2 separate regions of the Homo sapiens genome follow, and region 2 is linked to region 1. A link is a loop called in an ENCODE intact Hi-C map of the cell type or tissue named here. Cell type or tissue: PC-3. All regions are shown on one strand. Each heading gives the region's core, and the rest is flanking DNA. Links, peaks and the distances in the headings are about the cores only.

Evidence for each region. Peaks named below come from ENCODE experiments on the same cell type or tissue, not always from the same donor. Only the 100,000 strongest peaks of a DNase experiment are listed, where the experiment ranks them.
Region 2: it touches region 1 in a loop (8-fold over the local background); 1 of 110 quality-filtered maps calls a loop at or near these places.

The regions. Positions count from the first base shown.
Region 1 is chr2:180,756,658-180,769,318 of GRCh38, reverse strand. The region is part of intron 3 of SCHLAP1 (SWI/SNF complex antagonist associated with prostate cancer 1); the gene reads right to left. Among named protein-coding and RNA genes, the nearest start is that of SCHLAP1, 71 kb to the right of the region's middle. In PC-3, for the core only: no CTCF peak of the experiment used is centred there; no DNase peak of the experiment used is centred there; H3K27ac peaks cover 1,514 bases.
Region 2 is chr2:180,686,631-180,699,291 of GRCh38, reverse strand. It overlaps SCHLAP1 (SWI/SNF complex antagonist associated with prostate cancer 1), which reads right to left and starts at 7,188. Exons shown (of 6, transcript NR_104325.1): 1 at 6,851-7,188. In PC-3, for the core only: no CTCF peak of the experiment used is centred there; DNase peaks (open chromatin) are centred at 6,791 and 8,481; H3K4me3 peaks cover 3,102 bases; H3K27ac peaks cover 3,258 bases.

The DNA.
Region 1 (12,661 bases), core at 3,955-7,954:
ATACATTCATGTCATCCGCAAACAGGGACAATTTGACTTCCTCTTTTCCTAATTGAATACCCTTTATTTCCTTCTCCTTCCTGATTGCCCTGGCCAGAACTTCCAACACTATGTTGAATAGGAGTGGTGAAAGAGGGCATCCCTGTCTTGTGCCAGTTTTCAAAGGGAATGCTTCCAGTTTTTGCCCATTCAGTATGATATTGGCTGTGGGTTTGTCATAGATAGCTGTTATTATTTTGAGATACGTCTCATCAATACCTAATTTATTGAGAGTTTTTAGCATGAAGGTTGTTGAATTTTTTCAAAGGCCTTTTCTGCATCTATTGAGATGATCATGTGGTTTTTGTCGTTGGTTCTGTTTATATGCTGGATTACGTTTATTGATTTGCGTATGTTGAACCAGCCTTGCATCCCAGGGATGAAGCCCACTTGATCATGGTGGATAAGCTTTTTGATGTGCTGCTGGATTCGGTTTGCCAGTATTTTATTGAGGATATTTGCATCAATGTTCATCAGGGATATTGGCCTAAAATTCTCTTTTTTTGTTGTGTCTCTGCCAGGCTTTGGTATCAGGATGATGCTGGCCTCATAAAATGAGTTAGGGAGGATTCCCTCTTTTTCTATTGATTGGCATAGTTTCAGAAGGAATGGTACCAGCTCCTCCTTGTACCTCTGGTAGAATTCAGCTGTGAATCCGTCTGGTCCTGGACTTCTTTTGGTTGGTAGGCTATTAATTATTGCCTCAAATTTCAGAGCCTGTCATTGGCCTGTTCAGAGATTCAACTTCTTCCTGGTTTAGTCTTGGGAGGGTGTATGTGTCCAGAAATTTATCCATTTCTTCTAGATTTTCTAGTTGATTTGCATAGAGGTGTTTATAGTATTCTCTGATGGTAGTTTGTATTTCTGTGGGATTGGTGGTGACATCCCCTTTATCATTTTTTATTGCATCTATTTGATTCTTCTCTCTTTTCTTCCTTATTAGTCTTGCTAGCAGTCTATCAATTTTGTTGATCTTTTCAAAAAACCAGCTCCTGGATTCATTGATTTTTTGAAGGGTTTTTTGTGTCTCCATTTCCTTCAGTTCTGCTGTGATCTTAGTTATTTCTTGCCTTCTGCTAGCTTTTGAATGTGTTTGCTCTTGCTTCTCTAGTTCCTTTAGTTGTGATGTTAGGGTGTCAATTTTAGATCTTTCATGCTTTCTCTCGTGGGCATTTAGTGCTATAAATTTCCCTCTACATACTGCTTTGAATGTGTCCCAGAGATTCTGGTATGTTGTGTCTTTGTTCTCGTTAGTTTCAAAATCGTTATGTACCCAGTAGTCATTCAGGAGCAGGTTGTTCAGTTTCCATGTAGTTGAGCGGTTTTGAGTGAATTTCTTAATCCTGAGTTCTAGTTTGATTGCACTGTGGTCTGAGAGACAGTTTGTTGTGATTTCTGTTCTTTTACATTTGCTGAGGAGTGCTTTACTTCCAACTATGTGGTCAATTTTAGAATAAGTGCAATGTGGTGCTGAGAAGAATGTATATTCTGTTGATTTGTGGTGGAGAGTTCTGTAGTTGTCTATTAGGTCTGCTTGGTGCAAAGCTGAGTTCTAGTCCTGGATATCCTTGTTAACCTTCTGTCTCGATCTGTCTGATATTGACAGTGGGGTGTTAAAGTCTCCCATTATCATTGTGCGGGAGTTTAAGTCTCTTTGTGGGTCTCTAAGGACTTGCTTTATGAATCTGGGTGCTCCTGTATTGGGTGCATACATATTTAGGATAGTTAGCTCTTCTTGTTGAATTGATCCTTTTACCCTTATGTAATGGCCTTCTTTGTCTCTTTTGATCTTTGTTGGTTTAAAGTCTGTTTTATCAGAGACTAGGATTGCAACCTCTGCCTTTTTTTTTGTTTTCCATTTGCTTGGTAGATCTTTCTCCATCCCTTTATTTTGAGCCTATGTGTGTCTCTGCATGTGAGATGGGTCTCCTGAATACAGCACACTGATGGGTCTTGACTCTTTGTCCAATTCGCCAGTCTGTGTCTTTTAATTGGGGCAGTTAGCCCGTTTACATTTAAGGTTAATATCGTTATGTGTGAATTTGATCCTGTCATTATGATGTTAGCTGGTTATTTTGCCTGTTAATTGATGCAGTTTCTTCATAGCATTGATGATCTTTACAGTTTGGCATGTTTTTGCAATGGCTGATATCGGTTGTTTCTTCCCATGTTTAGTGCTTCCTTCAGGAGCTCTTGTAAAACAGGCCTGGTGGTGAAAAAATCTCTCAGCATTTGCTTGTCTGTAAAGGATTTTATTTCTCCTTCACTTATGAGGCTTAATTTGGCTGGATATGAAATTCTTGTTTGAAAATTCTTTTCTTTAAGAATGTTGAACATTGGCCCCCACTCTCTTCTGGCTTTTAGGGTTTCTGCCAAGAGATCTGCTGTTAGTCTGATGGGCTTCCCTTTGTGGGTAACTCGACTTTTCTCTTTGTCTGCCCTTAACATTTTTTCCTTCATTTGAACCTTGGCAAATCTGACAATTATGTGTCTTGGGGTTGCTCTTCTCGAGGAGTATCTTTGTGGTGTTCTCTGTATTTCCTGAATTTGAATGTTGACCTGCCTTGCTAGGTTGGGGAAATTCTCCTGGATAATATCCTGAAGAATGTTTTCCAACTTGGTTCCATTCTTCCCAACCCTTTCAGGTACACCAATTGAATGTAGATTTAGTCTTTTCACATATTCCCATATTTCTTGGCGGCTTTGCTCATTTCTTTTTACTCTTTTTTCTCTAACCCTGTTTTCTTGCTTTATTTCATTAATTTGATCTTCAATCATGGATACCCTTTCTTCCACTTGATCTAATTGGCTATTGAAGCCTGTGCATGCATCACAAAGTTCTTGTTCCATGGATTTCAGCTCCATCAGGTCATTTAAGGTGTTCTCTACACTGTTTATTCTGGCTAGCCATTTGTCTAACCTTTTTTCAAGGTTTTTAGCTTCCTTGCAATGGGTTCACACGTGCTCCGTTAGCACAGAGAAGTTTGTTATTACTGGCCTTCTGAAGCCTACTTCTGTCAACTCATCAAAGCCATTCTCTGCCCAGCTTTGTTCCATTGCTGGCGAGGAGCTGTGATCCTTCGGAGGAGAAGAGGTGCTCTGATTTATAGAATTTTCAGATTTTCTGCTCTGGTTTCTCCCCATCTTTGTGGTTTTATCTACCTTTGGTCTTTGATGTTGGTGACCTACAGATAGGATTTTGGTGTAGATGTCCTTTCTGTTGATGTTGATGCTATTCCTTTTTGTTTGTTAGTCTTCCTTCTAACAGTCAGATCCCTCAGCTGCAGGTCTGCTGGAGTTTGCTGGAGGTCCACTGCAGACCCTGTTTGCCTGGGTATCACCAGTGGAGGCTGCAGAACAGCAAATATTGCAGAACAGCAAATATTGCTGCCTGATCTTTCCTCTGGAAGCTTCGCCCCAGAGGGGCACCCACCTATATGAGGCATCTGTTGGCCCGTAATGGGAGGTGTCTCCCAGTTAGGCTATACGAAGGTCAGGGATCCACTTGAGGAGGCAGTCCGTCTGTTCTCAGAGCTCAAATGCCGTGCTGGGAGAACCACTACTCTCTTCAGAGTTGTCAGACAGGGACGTTTATGTCTGCAGAAGTTCTCTGCTGCCTTTTGTTCAGCTATCCCCTGCCCACAGAGGTGGAGTCTAGAGGCAGTAGGCCTTGTGGAGCTGCAGTGGGCTCCGCCCAATTTGAGCTTCCCAACCGCTTTGTTTACCTACTCAAACCTCAGCAATGGTGGATGCCCCTCCCCAAGCCAGGCTGCTGCCTCCCAGTTCTATCTCAGACTGCTGTGCTAGCAGTGAGCAAGGCTCCATGGGCGTGGGACCCACTGAGCCAGGCACAGGAGAGAATCTCCTTGTCTGCCAGTTACTAAGACCTTGGGAAAAGTGTAGTATTTGGGTGGGAGTGTCCCGTTTTTCCAGGTACAGTCTGTCATGGCGTCCCTTGGCTAGGAAAGGGAAATCCCCTAACCCCTTGTGCTTCCCGAGTGAAGTGATGCCCCGCTCTACTTCAGCTTGCCCTCCGTGGACTGCACCCACTGTCCAACCAGTCTCAATGAGATGAACCAGGTACCTCAGTTGGAAATGCAGAAATCACCCATCTTCTGCATCAATCATGCTGGGAGCTGCAGACCACAGCTGTTCCTATTTGGCCATCTTTGAACCGACAATTTTCTTTTTCATTGAAAACCAGTGAATTTTTTAAAAAAGAATCCAGGTCTATAACTATGGGATTGACAATACAATATTGGTTATGAAAAAGTCAAGTTTCTGGACCTGGATCATCGTAACATTGCCAATATACTGTGAGACCATCTGGTAATACCTCTTTGTGACTATCTGGTCAGCAATTTTCTGGCATAACCCCTGCAACTCTCAGAAATAGGGAACTAGATTTCAGAAACAAATATAGAATAATGACTTCTCTATTTGCACATCTGTAGCTCATTTATTAATTTGCAAAAAATCAGATTTCAATAACCATCATTGTATCAACATCTAGAATAGAATGTGCAATTCAGTTTTTTATTTTATTTTATTTTATTTTAATTTTATTTATTTTTTGAGATGGAGCCTCAGTCTTGTTGCCCAGGCTGGAGTGCAATGATGTGATCTTGGCTCACTGCAACCTCAGCCTCCCTGGGTTCAAGTGGTTCTCCTGCCTCAGCCTCCCAAAGTGCTGGGATTACAGGTGTCGACCACCATGCCTGACTAATTTTTGTACTTTTAGTAGAGACAGGGTTTCACCATGTTGGCCAGGCTGGTCTTGAGCTCCTGACCTCAGGGTATCTGTCCACCTCAGCCTCCCAAAGTGCTGGGATTATAGGCATTAGCCACTGCCCCTGTGCAATTCAGTTTAACTCTAAGTCTAAGTCAATTGGAAAGATATTCATTTACCTATGTATTCCTCACAACTCTTAGTCTCTCGAGGTGCTTTGCGAAAGTATTTTTGGGATTAAGAAGTTTAGAAAACACTGTATACTCTATTTCTATTTAGAGATTCAGAACGTATATTAGCCTTTAAGGATATGACAAGTATTCAGGATATCTGTTTAACTTTAATCCAGCATTTTCCCTTTTTTCTCCATCCCCTCCCTCTTTTGTGTAACCAATTATTCATTAATATCCCTTATAACACACTCGTGTATTATCATTGCTATCTATTTCTTACCCTACTTCATGTGTTTAAAGTCATTTAATATTATTAAGGCTTGTAATTGGGAAAATTAATCTGTTTTTGCACATTTATAAAGGTTGAATGCATCATGATTATTTACTTTGCTCTGCAATAATATTCAAATCAGTTTCTGCTTATCTCCTTTTTACATGAGGTTTGTCCTCTTAATAACATTCAGTTTACCAAATATGGCAAAAATGCATTTTCATTTCTCACATAGCTAGAAAATCTTTGCAGTATCTGGGCAAATAATTTTCTTCCTGCATTTCCTAGTGTACATTTATTTGCTTTGCTCTGTCAATATGCTTCAGTTGCAAATGTAAACATTGAAATGATCTGAAATTCCCTCTGACAGAGAGGTTTCCACCACTGATATACATTTCTCCTTGTATGTTTTGCTGTGTGAACAATTCCTTTCTTTGTTCACACATTAAGGCTTTGCCAGAGGCAGGCATTTATGGCATTAATATACAGAATGTTGTGGGTATCTCTTTTATTTTCTGGAAGGATAGCAGATGAAAACAATACTGAGCTCTAAAGGCATAAGTAAATACAAAAGATTTCAAAGACCAACTGCTAGCTGAAGTTTTCTTCAAGTTCAGTATATAACCATCTAACTCTGGGGGTAGAGTGTGTGCATGTGTGCATGGGAGCAGGCATGTGTGTCTATCCAGAGAGAGCGATTGAGAGAGAAAGAGAGAGAGAGAGAAGGTGGGGAGGGGGTAGATAAAGAGAGTTTGTCTCACAGCGTTGTTTCAAATGCCAGCCTCATTTTGCCTCTAAAAAAGAATAAAACCACAATTTTGTAATATATTTACTGATACAAAATATAGTTTAGACATATAGTGAGTCCATCATTAATGATACAAGAATGTTTCAACTAAGAAGACAGTTTATATTTCTGAAAAAAATATGATGAAAAGAAGAAAACATTGAGCTACTACATCTATTTTTGTGAAAATCTTAAATGAAATTTGAGGGTATACAAAGGAAGCAAAAGCAACCAAAAGAGACACCACTACTGTCAGACTCTCCCCAGAGGTTATGTGATCAAGTGGCTGAGGCACTTTTGCTAATGAGGCTCAGGCTTAATCTAAGCTTTAAAAGGAACATGTGGAATTTGTAATGTCCATAGCACTCTCTTCCCCATTTAGCTTTCTTTTCATTAGGCATGTCTAGATGAACACTAATATGTATTATATAATTTTTATTTAGCCACATCTCTGAGGAAGTCAGAACTGTGCGGCTATTCTCAGCTTCCATTATTAACCACATTTATCAGTATGAAGGAAGGAGAAGCCAGGAAATACCATTCCCATTTTATAGACAAGATAATAGAAACTGACTTCCTCTAGTTCATAGAGGACATAGAGACAAACTGGACATAGAGACAAACTGGAGTAGACACAGGTGGATAAAGTAAGTTTCATGACTTGATTACCCCAAAGCTTACTACTGCATCTTTGAGCATGGGGGCTGGAAAATAAGTCAGTGGTGTGTCCTTGGGTGCTAGAAGCAGAAAAAAGAAATGTAAGGAATCATCTCTCTCCAACATTGTAGCATTGCCATGCAGAGGCTGTCCTTATGCATATCTTTTTTTGTTTTTTTTTGAGATGTAGTTTCGCTCTTGTTGCCCAGGCTGGAATGCAATGGCACAGTCTCTGTTCACTGCAACCTCTGCCTCCCAGGTTCAAGTGATTCTCCTCTCTCAGCCTCCCAAGTAGCTGGCATTACAGGCATCCACCACCACGCCCGGCTAGTTTTTGTATTTTCAGTAGAGGCAGGGTTTCACCATGTTGGCCAGGCTGGCCTCAAACTCCTAACCTCAAGTGATCCACCTGCCTCGGCCTCTCAAAGTGCTGGGATTACAAGCATGAGCCATGTGCCAGGCCTCTTGTGCATATCCTGAAGCATGAATTCTACAAATGAAATAGAGTTCAGAAGGATTGACAGTGAAGAAGTGGAGTTGACCCAACAGGCAAGCCAAATTAATTTGGAAGTTATTTTGTTTGCCACACACTCCTCCTGAAACAAGGACAGCCCTTCTCTCCCAGTTATTACAGTATAGGACAATGGAAAGTCAGGAGGAGTCACACGAATCCTTTTCTGCTTTTCCAGACCAAGTGAAAGCTGTAAAGGGAAAGAGAGAACTAGCTATTGCTACATTAAGAAAATGAGGTGCCAAGTGAAAACCCCAAATCTTATTTTTACAGCCGCCAAGAAGTTTCAGTCTAGGATTCATGCTGGGAGCAAGGTGCACATCACGTGAAATTCACGGCCTACATCACAGGAGAGCGCCGTCGATACTCTGGAGCCCAATGCTGTATTTGGCACAGGAAGAGACGTTTGAAAATCAGAAAAGTTCACATTTCATGAGTTCTCGTCCAGAGTATTCTCTCTGGTCTCCACAGTGCTTTACTGTGAGCAGTGAAACAGCCTAAGCGAAGTAACCAGAAATCCACAGATATCAAGGAAAAGGGTTAGTTAGCTTGCGTTCAGTCTCTGACATTCCTGTGAATTGCTGGGAGCCAACGGGACACAGGCAGAGAATATCAGATTGCCCCCTCTGCCAGTCAGCTCTTGAATTAGTTTCCTATTGCAACTGTAACACATTACACAACCTTCGTGGCTCAAACAACACACATTAATTATCTCACAAATCTGGAGGTCAGAGTTTCAAAATGAGTCACACTGGGCTGAAATCAAAGTGTCGGCAGGACTACTTCCTTTCTAGAGGCTCCAGGGGAGTATTGTTTTCCTTGCCTTTTCCAGCTTCTAGAGGCTCTTTCGTTGGCAGCAGTGCCAGCAGTGGAAGATTAAGCTTTCACACTTCCCATTATTACAATCTCCTTTTCTGCCATCACACCTCCTTTCTTGACTCTGATGCAGCTCTGTCTCTGTCTTTATTGTTCAAAGACCCTTGTGATTACCTGGGCCCACTCAGAAAATCCAGGATCCTCTTCTGATCTTAAGGTTAGCTAATTAGCAACTTTAATTCCATCTGCAACCTCAATTCCTCTATGCCCTATAACATAACGCGCTCTCAGGTTCCAGATTAGGATGCGGACATTTTGGAGGGAAACTTTGTTTTGCTTAAAATAGCTCTATAGCTGCCCATCTCTCCACTTGGTACCATGTTGTCTTTATATAGTTATGGTTGAGTCATACTGTGGTTTAGTCCTGCTCTTTTCTATCAACACCTTCACATATATTGCCTCTTTAATTCTTAAAATATGTAAAAAAATCCTTGTTTTACAGAAGGAAAATAAGGCAAAGAAGGACTAGGTGACTTTGTCATTATTGGATATGAAATTGGGGGCAGAACTGATACTGAAGTCCAGGTTGACTGTCTCTGGATTTGATGTTGCTTTTGCTGAGTAACTGCCTCTCATGTAGATACATATATAATCTATATAAGTGTATACAGACAAGTTTATTTACACATATTTAGAGTGCTTATGCATGTTCTTGGCTCTCTGTTTATTGATGAAGTGGGGACAGTGATACTTCCCTTTCAGGGCTATTTGTAGAGTTAAAGAGAGAAGATATTTGGTATTTGACATCTAAATAAGATCAGGAAACTGGTGGTTTTATGACTAAATTTTGCATATCCTCCTGCACCTTTTGCAAACTGTTTGTTTTGGCTAAAACATATTTAAATATTAGGATTTGAGAGCCTTTTGGTGGTGCTCAGTCTCTGTGACCCACTGATCCCTAGTGTTTTATACCAAGCTGGAATCAGAACTTTATACAACCTGCTTGGGCCTCATAGGCATATAAGCTTGTATCCCTAAAATAAGTAGGAAAGGAGAAAAGAAAAACCCCTAAATATTTTGGGACATCATTTTTTTCTTAACATGCACCAATGTCCAAACTTATTAGGTAAGCAATAGCGCAAAAGATTTTGCTGCTTTTTAAAAGCAAATTAGGAACCACTTAGCAGAGAAATAAATAGAGAAAAAGAATACCATGGGCTTTTAGACACAATAATCTTTAGCATTAAATTTTTCTTTTTCTTTCTCTCAAATTTTTCTTCTGTGAACTAAAATTCAAGATAATGCTCCACTACAAATGATCTTCCAGAATTATAGGTCAGACTTCTGTAGTGGAAGAAATTCCCCTCATCTTATCATCTCTGCGGATGAGGTTAAAATCAGATGTGGATAAAGCACTGACATAGCATTAGGACAGAGGATTCCAGTGCTGAGAATAAAAGCAAATTCATTATTTCTTCTTGTACATAGCTTTTATAATGTAAATGATTCCAGAACTGAGGAGAAATGTGTAATTTGTAAAAGAATAAATGACACTACATGCAGTAATCTGCATATAATTCTTTCACAAACAATACATCCATTTTAGTATCAAAATGAAGAGAAGACTGCCAAAAAAGGACTTGAAATTGATGCACACAACATTTTCACCTTGAGTTCAAATTTATCTATAGAAGCAGCAATCATTCTGTGATTAAAAAATGTGTATGAAACTTATCCATAGGAAATAGGTACTATACTAAAGAGAATTAGAAGAATAGATGCTGAGTAACTCTATAAAAAAACTTTTCTTCTGGCTTTCATAACTAACCTCTTCTGTAGATAATTAGTTGTGGGCTATTATCCTCTATAGAGTTTTTTTTGTATTTTTGATTCAAAACTATAAGAATACATTTTAGAAATAATGATAGTCATAGCTTTTAAGCTATAGAGGAGTGGACTATTTCTTTAAAAAGCAATACATTCTAAAATTGTTCAGAAAGGATAACTGGTTTGAACAATACAATGCTCTTTTCTAGACAACTTATCATAAAAGCTAAGGACTAATCTCAGAAAGCACTGGAAACTAGAGACAATATTTAGGAAAATAATTAATTACATTAAACAAAACTATCTTCAGTTCTGTCTTATAGGCTTTGACACATCTTCTGATTTATCACTAAAAGGAGATAGAAATTCTCAATAATACTAAAAACCAATGTTATCTTACATGCTGTTGATGGAATTTGGGAACAATATCCAGTAAGCATGAGATTAATGGCCAACCTATACTTTGTCTTATGTGACCCAACAGAGTCACACAAGACACTTGCTTCATAAAAAAGAATATATGTGTTTGGGGTCGGAGGAGAGGTAATTTGTTTAATTCCTATTTTATGACTTCTGGATTTGGATATGAGAGTCTGAACCATGCTCAAAACTGAATAGCGGTCCCCTCACTCAACTTTAAGTATAATGAGTGCAGAAAATGACCTGTTTTTGCTGACACTTTTAAACCAGGGCCTACTACAGCACCAGGAATATATAGACTATATTTTTAGAATGAATGAATAGAAGTGGCTAGTAAAAACAGAAATTCAATAATTTGAAAACATTAAAAATTAAAAACAAAAGTTCTTGGGCTAAAATAAGATTCACAGATGTGGTTGAATACTATATGCTTATTTGAGGCAAAATCAAGAGATTCATACTTAAAAATATTCCAAGTTTTTTTTTTAATTCCTAGAATAAAAAAATTATGAGAATTTAGAAAGGCATCTTTTTTCTTTTCTTTTTTTTTTTCTTTTTCTTTTTTTTTTTTTTTACAATTTCCAGTACAGAGGGAGCAGACACTGTTGAAAGGCATACTAGGATTGGGACTCTTTTGGAAAGGTAGCTAAACATAACCTGCCAGAAATAGAAGTGGGACATTTACTTTGAGAGCTGTTCTATGCTCACATAATAGCAGTTTGGTTACAGAGAGACTCCTGGCTTAGGAATCAGAGAACCATGTACTGGGCTCAGATTGTCACAAACTAAACAGGTGCATTTGCAAAAATCAATTGTATTTTTATATACCAGCAATAACCAATTTGAAATATCACATTAAAACCCCCATCAAACTCTTAGGAATAAATTTAGTGAAAGTTTTACAAGAATTGTACTCTGGCAACTACTAATATTACTTAGAAAAATTAAAGACCTAGATAAATGAAGAGATATATTGTAATCATAGATTGGAAAAGTTTAGTATTTTTATATGTTAACTATCTTCAAATGTACCTACAGATTCAATCAAAATCCCAGCAGAGATTTTCATGGAAATTGATAACCTAATGCTAAAATTCATATAGAAATGCAAAGGACTAGCCTGGAAAATCTTGCAGATTAAAAGAGTTGAAGACAACTTGATTTTGAGATATACACAGGAGTGGAACCCCAGAGTTATGAATCTGGCAGTTTCAATGGGAACTGCTATACAGCTGCCCTCCTCTCCACATGAGAGAAGAACATAAATATTATCTTCCTAATATAAATAAATCTTTACTAAAACAAAAGTTGAAGATCCTTAAAGTATAATTCTTTGGAATGAAAACAAATGGCTCCTAGTTTCATTCCCCTTTGAAGTATAAATATGTAACTTTAAATTGTGGAGAGCAAATGTTTTGGGGGAGAAAAGAAGGCATTCCCTGTCTTTATAACTTGTCAATTTCCGTTGCTCAGGGGGCTGGGTCTCTGTAGGAACAGTGAAAAATCCGGGAAAGACTAACTTCCCTAGTACAGGCCATAATGTCTCTGTCTCACATGAAAGCAGTAGTATATATAATACATTAAAGAAATGAGTGTGGCTTTGTTCCAATGAAATCTTTTTATAAAAGAAGTAGCAGGCCAGATTTAACTCTTGGACTATATAGTTTGCCATCTCCTGCTGTGATGGTTAATTAGGTGTCAACTTGACTGGGTGAAGGGGTACCCAGATAGCTAGTAAAATATAGTCATATGCACCACATGATTACATTTCAGTCAACAATGAACCGTATATATGAAGGTGGTCTTAAAAATATTATAATGGAGCTGAAAAATTCCTATCACCTGTTCACATTGTGGCCACGGTAACATCATAGCACAATGCATCATTCATGTGTTAGTGGTGATGCTGCTGTAAACAAACCTATTGTGCTGCCAGTTGTATAAACGCATAGCACATACAATTAGTTATACTATAATACATAACACTTGAGAATGATAATAAACACCAGCTACTGGTTTAGGCATTTCCAAAACTATAATTTTTGTGGTTATTTTAGAGTGTACTTCTTCTACTTATACAAAAAGGTTTACTATGAAACAGTTATGCCATGTTACCCCAATAGCAGCCTCATATATCTTGTGTTCACCGCATCTTTTGATTGCATAATTTTCTCTTATGTTTAACGTAATCTCCTGTTGTTTTGTTCAGCATGGCCTCTAAGTCTTCAAAATCCACCGCTAATGTTGCCAAAAAGAGGTCATGTTCAGTGACTGACCTCGAAACGAAATTAAAAGTGATTAAGAACTACAAAGGTGAAAAATCAGTGATAGTTATTGTTCGCAGTCAGGCATGTCCCATTCCATGATGGTTACAATCCTGAAGGACATGAGCAAAGTAACAGAAACTGTTAAAGAATCTGCTTCTCTGAAG
Region 2 (12,661 bases), core at 4,485-8,484, 71 kb after region 1:
AGTTGTCCATATACCTCATTCTCCCTGGACATGGGACAAGAACTTGGGACCCACTGAATGGTGGGAGTGAAAGAGCTTTAACACAAACAGGGCTGAAACATTCCCCCCAACTCACCACATTGAGGGTGATAAGAAGGAGAGAAGAGCTGCGGCCCTTCCAGAAGCCCAGACTTAGGGGTTCCCTGAGCCAGGGCTGTGACACCTTATTTGGGGCTCTGCGGTTTCTGGCATCTCCAAGCTTCTGGGCACCACTGCATCCCCTTTGTCCAGATGGAGGTGCCCACAGCAGAAGGCGCTTGTGGTGCATCTGGTCCAGCTGCAGCCTTGCACAGAGCTGGCACCTGTGCCAACATCTGGAGCTGCCTGCTCGGCTGCATCTGGCTTGCCTGGCTGTGTGCAGTGGCAGGACCCTGTGCTCACTCACACACCCCTCACCACCCTGCACCTAGCTCTCCCTTGGCAGGTGTGGGATCTCAGCCAGTAGTGCAAACTGAGTGCTGCTTGCCAGGCTGAGTGGGCAGAACAAGCCCAGTGGGCCTGAGCAAAACTTGGGCAAAGGTGCCACCAGCCACAGAGGTTTCTGGCTGGTGAAACGACACTCCAAGGATCCTGTGACAAATAGATGTATGAAAATATCCTCAACATCATTAATCATCAGAGAAATGCAAATTAAATCCCCAATGAAGCATCATCTCATACTAGATTGAGTCTTATTAAAAAGTTGAAAGACAACAAAGGTCAGTTAAGGATGTGCAGAAATTGTGGTATTGTAAATTAGTACAGTCATGGCAAACAGTATAAAGGTTCCTCAAAAAACTAAACATAGAATTATCACATGATCCAGCAATCCCACTTCTGGGTATATACCCAAAGAAACTGAAATCGGCATGTTCATTGCAGCATTATTCACAGTAGTCAAGATATGGAAACAACCTAAGTGTCTAACAAGAGATGAATGGATTTTAAAAATGTGGCATATATACACAATGGAATACTACTCAGCCAACTGGCATATAGCAGCTGTTCAGTATCTGTACATGTAATCTAAATGTTACAAAATTTCTGCCATACTATTCCTGTGGTAGTGAATGTTTCACAAAATCTGATGGTTTTATAAGGGGTTTCCACTTTCGCTTCTGTCTCATTTTCCTTCTTGCCTGCTGCCACGTAAGGAAGTCCCTTGCTCTTCCGCCATGATTGTGAGTCCTCCCAGCCATGTGGAACTGTGAGTCAATTAAATCTCTTTCATTTATAAGTTACCCAGTCTCAGGTGTGTCTTTATTAACAGCATTAGAACAGACTAATACAATTTGCATTCTCAACATAATCAACTTGTTCAAACCTCCCTCTTATACAAATAACCACATCCCTGGGTCCTACCTCCTCTAGGAGCTGTCCCCCCTCTTTTTCCTCTTGCTTGCTTCCTCTTCATGGCATCACTTTCTCCTCTCTTTCTTCCCCCAGCACGCTGCCATCAGTCTCTCTCATCTCAGCTTCTTCCTTGCAACTACTTCTTTATTTAGGTGATCTTTCTTCAATCTTTATGTTAATTTACTTCTCTGTAGTTCTCAAATATCTTAAATGACTTTGACTTTCTTGAAATTCTTTCTCTTTTTTCTGTAAAGTATTCTTCTCTTCTTCAGCTTTTCTGGATGTGTTTTTAAAGTTGGCTGTATAGATTTACATTCCTTCAATAGTAGTTATGCATGTGTTTTTTCCTAATATGCTTTCCTGGAGCTGTTTCTCTTCAAATATTTTCCCTAGATATCTTCCACATACATAAATTTAATAATCTTTTTCACTCCAGTGACTTTAAAATCCATATCACAGCCCAAATCTCATTTAATAAGCTCCAGGCCAGCATTCAACACAATATATTTATTTTCTTCCCCCCAAATTACCCCTCCTCTTTCTTCTCTTATTTTTGGCTAGGGTCAATAATATCTCGTCTAGTTATCTTTACAAAAAAAAGCAAATCTGAGACCAGATTTTGTATTTGAGTATTCCTTCTCATTCACCTTCTCCATAGAATTTGTCTTGAGTTGAATCTGATTCTACTGCTTTAGTATCTGTAGAATCTTCTCTCCTACAGTGACTGACTCAGTTGAGGTCTTCACCTTTACTATATCAGTCTTCTAATTTATCTCCCTGTGTCCATTTTGTATTCATTTCAATTCTTCCTCATTTCTCATTCTAAAAGACTACGACCATGTCAGTACCTTGCTTAAAAGCCTTTTACAATTCCTCATGACACACAGAGTTAGATTTGGGTGTCTAGCATGTCAATGAGTCCTTTGTAATGTGACATCACCTCACCAAGTCCCACCCGACTCCATCTGACTCTCCCCCTTGCCCGGTACTTTCCCTATCCCATCAGGAGGACAAGTTCACATACTGGTGCTTTTGTCCAAGCCACATTTTCTACACTTTCTACCTGGGTTCACCCCCAGGCTCATTGCCCCTTGTGCCCAAAAAGACACATACTACTCATATCCTGGAAACAACTACATCTTTGTTTTTCCACCTCAGTTCAGGATTTTGGAGATCTCCTTAACATGCCAGATCTGGTTTGGATGCTCTCTTACACGATTCTGTGACACCAAATGATTTCCAATAATAAAGTTACATTTGTTAAATAAAAGGAGTATGTTGTGTACAATTTTGTAATTTAAGCACCTGGGACCATAACCAGCATGTAGCAGGTGTTCAGTACCTGTAAGCGTAATATAAACCTTACAAAATTTCTGCCCTTACACAAACACCCATCACCTTTTAAGAAAAATATTTAATGGCATCATTTCTTATATAATTTTTTAGAACTCCTATTTGGCTATACTTTCTCATTCTATTCACGAGGTCTCTTAAATATATAGTTAGGCACCACATAACACCATTACTGTATATATCATGGTGGTCTCATAAGATTGTACTACTATATTTTATTGTACTTTTCTATGTTTAGATACACAAATACTTACAATTGTGTTATAATTGCCTACAGTATTCTGTACAGTAACACGACATGCAGGCTTGTAGCCTAGAAGCAATAGGCTGTACCACATAGCCTGGGTAAATCTAGCAGGCTATGACATCTATTAAGTACACTCTGTGATGTTTGCACAATGACAAAATTGCCTAATGATGTGTTTCTCAGAAGTGTATCCTCATTGTTAAGTGACACAGGACTGTATTTAAAATATTTTTGACATAAGGTTAAACACAATTAGAAGGATGAGATTTTATTTCTAAAAGCAAACTTACAAGATGGATGATTACAAAGATGTATCTTTAGAGACAACTAGAAGCCATCCATTTAAAGTGTGAAATGTCTGCTAGCTTCCATCACAATGACTAAATATTTCAAATATCTATTTTCTTAAGTAATTTTTTAAAATGTGTACTTCATTTAGGTGTCAGGAAAATGTACCATTTCATTTGATTAGTGTAAATCGAATTGCTGCAAACTGCTCTCTGAACCAACACCACGCTGTTTCAGAGGCGCATTAAGTAGTAAATCAACTTTATTGGAAATGCTGGGTCTCATCTTTTCAGAGGGAATGTTATGTACTTTTTCCAGAGGTGCAATAATTCTTTTACATTTCTGGAGTCTCTTTAGTAAATTGCTTCTGTTTAGTAAATTATCACTGCGCTAAGTAGCCCAAAGTAATGAAAGTATTATATTAAGAAGTGTCCAAAAGTCAGATCCCTGTGGTATTCCCTAGCTTTTAGCCGCATGTATTTAGTTTTCTCTTCTTATCCTCTCAGAGATTTCTCAGATACCTTTGCCAAACTTTTGACAAAGATCTGCCAGCATCCATTGGCCGGGCATTATGTTTTATGACCTGCTTCTGGGCTGTTTTTGGACTAAAAGACTGTCAATAATTAGAGCACAGTGAGGTGTTTAATGAAAGCATGCGATGCTGCATCCCAGGGATGAAAGCAATTGTTTGTGGCCAGAATCACACTTATGTGTATCTGTTGAATTAATTCATCTTCTATGGCGTTTCTCATTATGATAGAAAAATTTATCAGCAGCCTTATAAAGAGTAGGACTGGCTCAGTTTCACTTTTAAATGTGTTGCAATCACATGCTGTGAAGTGTGATTTTAAGTATTGCTCAGAAAACAATATTATGTTAAAAAAGCTCTGTCAGGTAGAAGAAGATGCATTTTAGATATGGAAAGCTTCCTTGATGGGCAGCATAAAGTATGTGTTAGGGAAGCTTTTTTCTTAAAGCAATTTAACCTAGCCCTTTCAACATAAGATGATTACTTCTGCTTTACTGAAAATGCACGTGTATTGAATCTGCTCAAATATGACAGCATGTGTTTTCTAATCTCTGGACATACACATATTAACCATTTTAACTGCCTTGTAGTATGACATTTTAGCCTACATGGTTTTAGAAACAGTCCTTGCTACATGCTTCACCAATTGCAACTTGCAGATTGAATGATCCTTTGAAAGCACTACCATAAATATTTCTGCAAATGAGTGATCTGTTCACATTACATCTGCTAATGCTATCTTATGGCAGAGCAAACAAATAGTTCAGACATCACATCACTGCACACGAGAACAGTAAGGGGCACTCTGGTGGGGTGTAGAACATCGTTTAGAATTGCATCAGTGATTGTCTTTGAGGAGCTAACCTGTCTTTTCAGAGACATATTTCTTGACAGCCTGTCACAGGGAGAGCTATGGATGTTCAGTGAACAAAGAATAATGCTAACATTGTATATGTTAAAAAGCCACAAACTTTAGTCTCAACAGCTTCTGACAAAATGTAAACATTTCCTTAGGGCTAATAGAATTTTGGAAAAAAAGAAGGATCACAAGAGATAAACACACTGACAATTGCAAAAAAAAAAAGATTATCGCATATAATTTATAACATTATTTATAATGAACTTCACAGCTGTTTTAAAATGATGACTGGGAAATTTACTTTATGTCTGAAATCTAAGCAGGTATTATAAGTTTTACCCTGATAGTTTCATTTCTCACAGCTTTCTCAGCAAAAGTTTACCAGAAATTGTTTATACCTTTCTCAGTCCAATGATTATTATTTTTATTTGTGAAACAAGAAATAATTAAAATATTTTCCATTTTGATGTCAATGTGAGATGTACTTCTGCATGAATGGCTAAAAATGGCTGACCTTTTTAAGATCTGTCTTTGCAGAAAAAGATTCATTGTAGTTTTCAAAGGAAAGAAACTTAAATGGGAAATATAACTTTATGTTTTAAAGTAACTCAACAAACTTTGGAAAATAGACCAATAAATTTTTTATGATCAGTCATATCATGTCATGTCATCTTCAGAATGAGTTGATCACAGCTAAAGATACAATATTCATAGAGTCAATCTTCTCATTTCCATAGCACAGCCAATAATCTGCCAATGAAAGGGCCTTTAGTACTCATTTGTACAGGATGCAAATGTTTCGGCTTGGCAGCTTGAAATGAAAGTTTCATTTTTAAAATCAAATAAAGATCATTAATGCTCACATGAATCAACAAATTCTAGAAGTCTTATAACATGTGCTAGCTGCATTTCCCATGAGTTAGACTAAATAAGCTGTTCATTTCTCAGCTATGTTTTTCTGCTTTTGAGATTTTTAAGATGTCATCCTATAGGCAAATAAAACAAAAAAATAAAGAGATTGCTCTGTCAACAGAACTTTCCTGTTCTGAGGCTTACACAAAGGAAGCTTAACTAGTAGCTTTAGTACTTTGTGAAGAAAAAAATTATACTCAAAAAGATGGTTGTGTTATAATTAAGAAAGTTTTTAAAAAATGTTTTTAAAATAGAAAATGGAGCATAGAGAAGTTCTAGAATTTCTTCCAGTTGCACTGCTCACTGGGAGTAGGACAGAGCTCTTTTGATTTACAGACTCCTGCTTTTCCCTACTCTTGTGTCTTCCTCTATGACAATACTAGCTTCTGCTGCAAGGAACGGATGATGTTGGGTGACCTATTGAAATTTCAGCCGCCTCCTTTCTTCTTTTTATTTCTTTCTTCTGATTCCCCAAATTCTTTTCTCCTCAACCTAATACAAATATATTACAGAATAATTGACAGTCTTAGAGCACAAACTACCACTATTATGAGTATCATGAGACCATTATTATTATTATTTTGAGACGGAGTTTCGCTCCTGTGGCACAGGCTGAGGTACAGTGGCATGATCTCCACTCACTGAAAGCTCTCTCCCCCGGGGTTCAAGCAATTCTCCTAACCCAGCCTTCCAAGTAGCTGGGATTAAAGGCACCACCAAGCCCAGCCAATTTTTAGTAGAGATGGGGTTTCACCATGTTGGCCAGGCTTGAACTCCTGACCACAGGTGACCCACCTGCCTCGGCCTCCCAAAGTGCTGGGGTTACAGGCATGAGCCACTGCGCCCAGCCGAGACCAATATTCTGCTTTGAGAATTTGCTGTGGCATAAAATAAAATTAGCTAGATTAATGTTCATAGAACCTTACAGTATTCAAGAAAGTCACTACCAACATTGCCAAATAGATTTAAGCTAAGCACAAAGGGAAAAATATAGAAAAGCACAAATCACACAGTCCTGGTAACTGTCTTCTGAAAAGCTAATATAATTATCCTAATAGGTATATTTGATAGGCCCTTACTGTGCAGAAGTCTGTCCTAGGAGTTAAGAAATAATAGGATTCAATAAAAACATACTCCTCTTTCTTCCGCAAGGAAATTTCAGTCTGACCAATCAGGAGTTTGTGCCACACAGCCAGCACAGTGTTCACCTAGAAAAACTAGTCCAACCAAACAGTGATTCAGGGTACTCCTGTGACTAATTTATATTCTCACTCAGCTGGGGAAAACTCACCCTGAGGACTTGAAATTGTGTCCAGAACTGGTGGGTTCTTGGTCTCACTCACTTCAAGAATGAAGCCGCGGACCCTCGCAGTGAGTGTTACAGTTCTTAAAGGCGGCGTGTCCGGAGTTTGTTGCTTCTGATGTTCAGATGTGTTCGGAGTTTTTTCCTTCTGGTGGGTTCGTGGTCTCGCTGGCTCAGGAGTGAAGCTGCAGACCTTCGCGGTGAGTGTTACAGCTCTTAAGGCGGCGCGTCGGGAGTTGTTCGTTCCTCCCAGTAGGCTCGTGGTCTCGCTGGCTTCAGGAGTGAAGCTGCGGACCTTCGCGGTGAGTGTTACAGCTCATAAAAGCAGTGTGGACCCAAAGAGTGAGCAGTGGCAAGATTTATTGCAAACAGAGAAAGAACAAAGGTTCCACAGCTTGAAAAGGGACCCCATCAGGTTGCCACTGCTGGCTCGGGCAGCCTGCTTTTATTCTCTTACCTGGCCCCACCCACATCCTGCTGATTCGTAGAGCCGAGTGGTCTGTTTTGACAGGGCGCTGATTGGTGCGTTTACAATCCCTGAGCTAGACACAAAGATTCTCCAAGTCCCCACCAGACTCAGGAGTCCAGCTGGCTTCACCCAGTGGATCCTGCACGGGGGCTGCAGGTGGAGCTGCCTGCCACTCCCGCGCCCTGTGCCTGCACTTCTCAGCCCTTGGGTGGTCGATGGGACTGGGCACCGTGGAGCAGGGAGCGGCGCTCATCGTGGAGGCTCGGGCCTCACAGGAGCCCATGGAGGCGGTGGGAGGCTTAGGCATGGCGGGATGCAGGTCCCGAGCCCTGCACCGCGGGAAGGCAGCTAAGGCCCGGTAAGAAATCGAGCGCAGCGCCGGTGGGCTGGCACTGCTGGGGGACCCCGTACACCCTCCGCAGCCGCTGGCCCGGGTGCTAAGCCCCTCATTGCCCGGGGCCGGCAGGGCCGGCCGGCTGCTCCGAGTGCGGGGCCCGCCAAGCCCACGCCCACCTGGAACTCCAGCTGGCCCGCAAGCGCCAGGCGCAGCCCGGGTTCCCACTCGCGCCTCTCCCTCCACACCTCCCTGCAAGCTGAGGGAGCCGGCTCCGGCCTTGGCCAGCTCAGAAAGGGGCTCCTACAGTGCAGCGGTGGGCTGAAGGGCTCCTAAAGTGCCGCCAAAGTGGGAGCCAAGGCAGAGGAGGCGCTGAGAGCGAGCGAGGGCTGTGAGGACTGCCAGCACGCTGTCACCTCTCAAAATGACCCACTGAAAAGCCATATTTTACTGTCTTATCTCCCTCTCCTTGACTCTGAGAAACAAGGGGCTGAAATCCAGTATAACTCCACCTAAATGTATTCTCCTTAGCTCAGGTGTGCTGACTTGTTTCTAATACCACCCAGGGATTCAGGGATACTATTAGTGGTTTACTGTTAAGCAGCAATATCATAACAGGGAATACTTTCCTTGGCTATGGGTCTGTGTTTTGAAATACTATATAAAATACTTATAAGCATTACATCTGATTATTTAACACAGCAGCAGTCTTTCCTTATAAATACACACACACACACATACACACACACACACACACACAGGGAGAGAGAGAGAGAACAATGGAAGAGAGAAGAATATCTGTCTCATACCAACATCTTATGTTGTATCATTTCCCAGGCAACTGATGATTAAAGATAAATATATGCAAGCTGTACAATGACTGTAAACAGCCTATGATTCAGGAATAAACTACTTTCATGAAAAACTAATGGCCAGAATGCCTCTCTATATATGTACTAAGACTTGGAAGGAAGGAAGAAAGGAAGGAAAGAAGGGAGGGAGGAAGGGAGGGAGGGAGGAAACTGAAGAAGGTGAGAAGAGACCTATATTTTCCTACCAAATTAAATTTCCTGCATTAAAGGGAAAAGAAAACCTGGAGGTGATATTTTGGTTGGCCTCATACATCAAAAGGAACATTGTTCAGTTACATCTGGTATCAAATAAAAAGTGTTCATGTAACTTTAAGATTGACTGAGCCCCAATACCCTCTTCCAACCATGGTGAGTGATACTGCAAACTCCCTGGAATCCATTTTCTATCCGTTTGTTCAGTATTTGTTATGCACAACCACTTAGCTATTTGCATCACACAATTTGTATTTTATCATGAAGTTCAACGTCCATGTGCTCTGTGTCTTCTTGTGTGACCCTAAAGCAACTGAGGGAGGACACCATGTTGTGCAGTCTCCATCACTGGGTATCTACTGCATCTACTATCTCCAGCTAATCCAGGAGTAATACACAGTTGTCCAAAATAGAACTTCTTATCATTAGCATCTTCAAATCATGCACAAAGTTTAACAGAAATACATTATGTCCTAATTATACACGTTAGCATTACCAACAGAGGAGATTTGAGGCTCAGTTTGGGGTTCTTTTGGGCTATTGATTATTCTTGCTTTGAAAAACTTCCAGGCAGTAATCATGTCTATGAAAAACTTTGGGACCTTTTCATGAGCTGAAGTTGGGTAGTGCTGTTTTCTGAAAAATGACTTGATTCCTTACAGACATTCATTTGGCCTATATCTGGACAGATAACCATCATTCTGGAGCCATCTCTGAGGTAGACTTGATGTATCCAGTGACCATTTAACAGAAGGAAGAGATAATGGCAGGATACACTGAGATGTCTTTAACAATGACTTGCTTGCATTAAATGTCAGGACAATATGCTTTAACAAAACATCCACAAAACAGAGTTCAATGGGTGTTTGACATAAAAAAATGAAATATTGTGTTAAAGGGATTAAAACTGTGATAAAATCAAACTTGAATCTGTTTAATTTTTTTCATCAATTGTAACTCTTTCTTTTGGTGCAAATTGGTATTGGTTAGCAACCTAAAAATAATAGGATCCAACATGTTACAACAATGTGGCTGAGTGTTCTTTTCAATTCTATTCAGAGAAACAAAATTATAATATTAAAGGGCAGTGTATGTGTGTGTGTTTAGGAACTAGTTTTGTATAATTTTTTTATCATCTTAAAAACTATTATTACTTGATTTGGATGAATTTTGGCCATAGATATCCAAGTTCCCATATTCGTTTTCATCATAAGTCTATTGTTTTAGTTAGAAGCTATTTTTAACCAAAACTAATATTGTATGAACCATTTATGTACATGGACAAAATGAAAAAAGCAGACAATAGCCCAGGTGTCTTAAGAATGCCCTGATGCTATGAAATTATATGCTGTCTTCTCTACTCATACGACTATATTCATTTTAATAGTTTTAGGGCCTTAAGCCCAACCATCCCCTATAACACTGTTACCCATTATTCATGATATACTAGATAGATTGAAAGAAAACATTTGGGAGGCCCAGAGGATTCATAAGGGGAAACACACTCTGAAAGGTTAAGGCAGAGTAAGATTGTGGCTGATGATAAGGCCTAATTGAGGAAATTTTACTTTAAATGGAGGAGCTACTGAAACAATCTGTAAGGGAGGTAAGATGGTAGGAGCAGAGGTTTAGATGAATGAGCTGCACAGTAGTGTGCCAAAGGCAATCTTCTAGAGAAAAAGAGGCACAAAAACAGTCAAAATGGAAAGAGATTCACATCTCCAGTGTTGCAAAGTAATAACAGGCAGCAGTTAGTTAATATTTAAAGATGGGAAGGATTCAAAGATAACCCTAAGTTTTCATTCCAGCTGGATAAGACAACAATTGAAAGCTAACAGCATTAAAAATATAAAGAAAAAGAAACAATTCTGGATGGTAAGCTATTAAATGTGTTTTAAAACACTGAATTTGACATAAAAATATTCATATTAAAATATACTTAGGAGTCTTTATATTTGCATAAAGATTTATATTTTCAAGGCATTTTCTCATGGTATTTTGTAACATTCTCACAACTTTAGGCACTATTATTATGCCCATTTTACAAATACAAAACTGAAGGTCAAATAAGTTGAATGAATTATTTAAAGACACAGCTTACAACTGCAGAGCTAGGATTCTAACACAAATATCCTGATTCTTAAGTCTTGAATAAATGTTTATATTTGTTATTTGGAGACAGAAGATTAGAGTTTGTCCCTGAGATTTTGGAAGTTATTAGTTAAGAGAAAATAGTGAAAGACAAAACCAGGCAGAAGGAATCACAAGATAGCAGATAGGTCCAACATTTATTGTATTTCATTCATCTATGTTTCTTGGGTTGAATTGTTACCTACCTTGACTTCTTTTCCTGTCTAGCAAAATATCTTTTAAAATGATGTAAAATCTACTATTTTCCCTAGTTGATTCCCATACCATTCTCCCTCTTCCGTCTGCCCTTCCCCACAGTAGTTTTCTTTTCTCTCTCTCTTTTTTAAAGCCACAGCTGATCACATATTATCTATCTTGCCATCTTTGCTTCATGCCATATCCTACTTCTGATTTTTCTCTTTTGCTGTGAAAATTATGCTTAAGTGAAAATCTGTAAGTTGAAATCTAGTCTCATGTCCTGTGAGTCTCCTAAAGTTTGCTTGAAGAGTAATACCATGAGCTCAAGCAGTCAAGATAAAAGTAACCTTGAATTCAGGGAAGAAGAGGAATTAGTCAAATGAGCCATACCTTATCCAATTAACTGAAACCTCCCTGACGATGCCTATCCTCTCTGTATTTTCAGCTATCTTTCTTTCTTGGGAATTCCCAGAATAAAAACTCCAGCTATCTGAAAAGTCTATTTTATTTTAAATGTATTATTCCACAATGTGGAAAAATAGTATATTGTTTTAAGGGGTATTTTTAATAATATAAAATCAATCAAAGAATTGGTCCCTTTCTTAAAAGAAATTGTTTCATATTGTTGGGTAGAAATTGCGTGTGTGTGTGTGTGTGTGTGTGTGTGTGTGTGTGTGTGTTTTGTGTGTGTATGCGTGTATGTATGACATATAAAATGGCATAGGTGAAATAATATAAAGAAATGTACCATTATAGCCTGATGACATTTAGTGGAGAATGTTCTTTGGAGCATTGAAGGGTGGAGTCAGGCTCTAAAAAAAGGGAGAGATCTAGATGGTGGAAATAGGATGGGATTCCAACTGGGGAAAATAAAAAGAAGCAAAGCATAGATAGGCATTAGTACTAACATGTGCAAAGGACACAGAAGATGTGGACCTGCTAGAGAAAAATGAGTAGGAACAGACTTAAATTAGAAGTTAATGTCCCCCACTTAAGCTTTGACTTTCTAGGACTAGTTTAAGTAGTAGTTTTTGACTCATTTGATCTGTCTTTTTTCTCTCAGTCTCACTCTCTTTTTAATATCTGGCAAAAGCTTAAGGACAAAATTTAGCCAATTAAAGTTTTTCCTTAAAGTGGCATTTATTTTTTAACTTATTAAAATAACTTATTTATAGATGCTCCCCTAATTAGAGGCTAATTTAGAGGCTACCAAAAAAGAAAATAATTAGAGGCTACCAAAAAAGAAATAAAAACACTGGCCTTGGGAACAAAGATTAATATAATTTATAGTTTTCTGGGTCTACGTAATAGTACAAATACTATTTGCCCATATTTAATGGGCAAATAGTATCAAATGATGACATGAAGCAGTTTAAAGACAAATAATGACATTTGTCTAGTAGCCCCTGGCACACCTGTTCTCAATTTCCACAGAAGACACCTTTAAAGACAGAGAAAAAAAACAAGTCACAAAGGTACCAGAAAATAGGTCTGAAAGTTTGCCTCTGCCTGAATTAGAAGTGAAGTCTTTTAAACTGCAAGACTAATGTAGCTAGGTTGGTAATTGAAATGGGAGTAATAAGGTCCTGTTATTGGTACTCCTG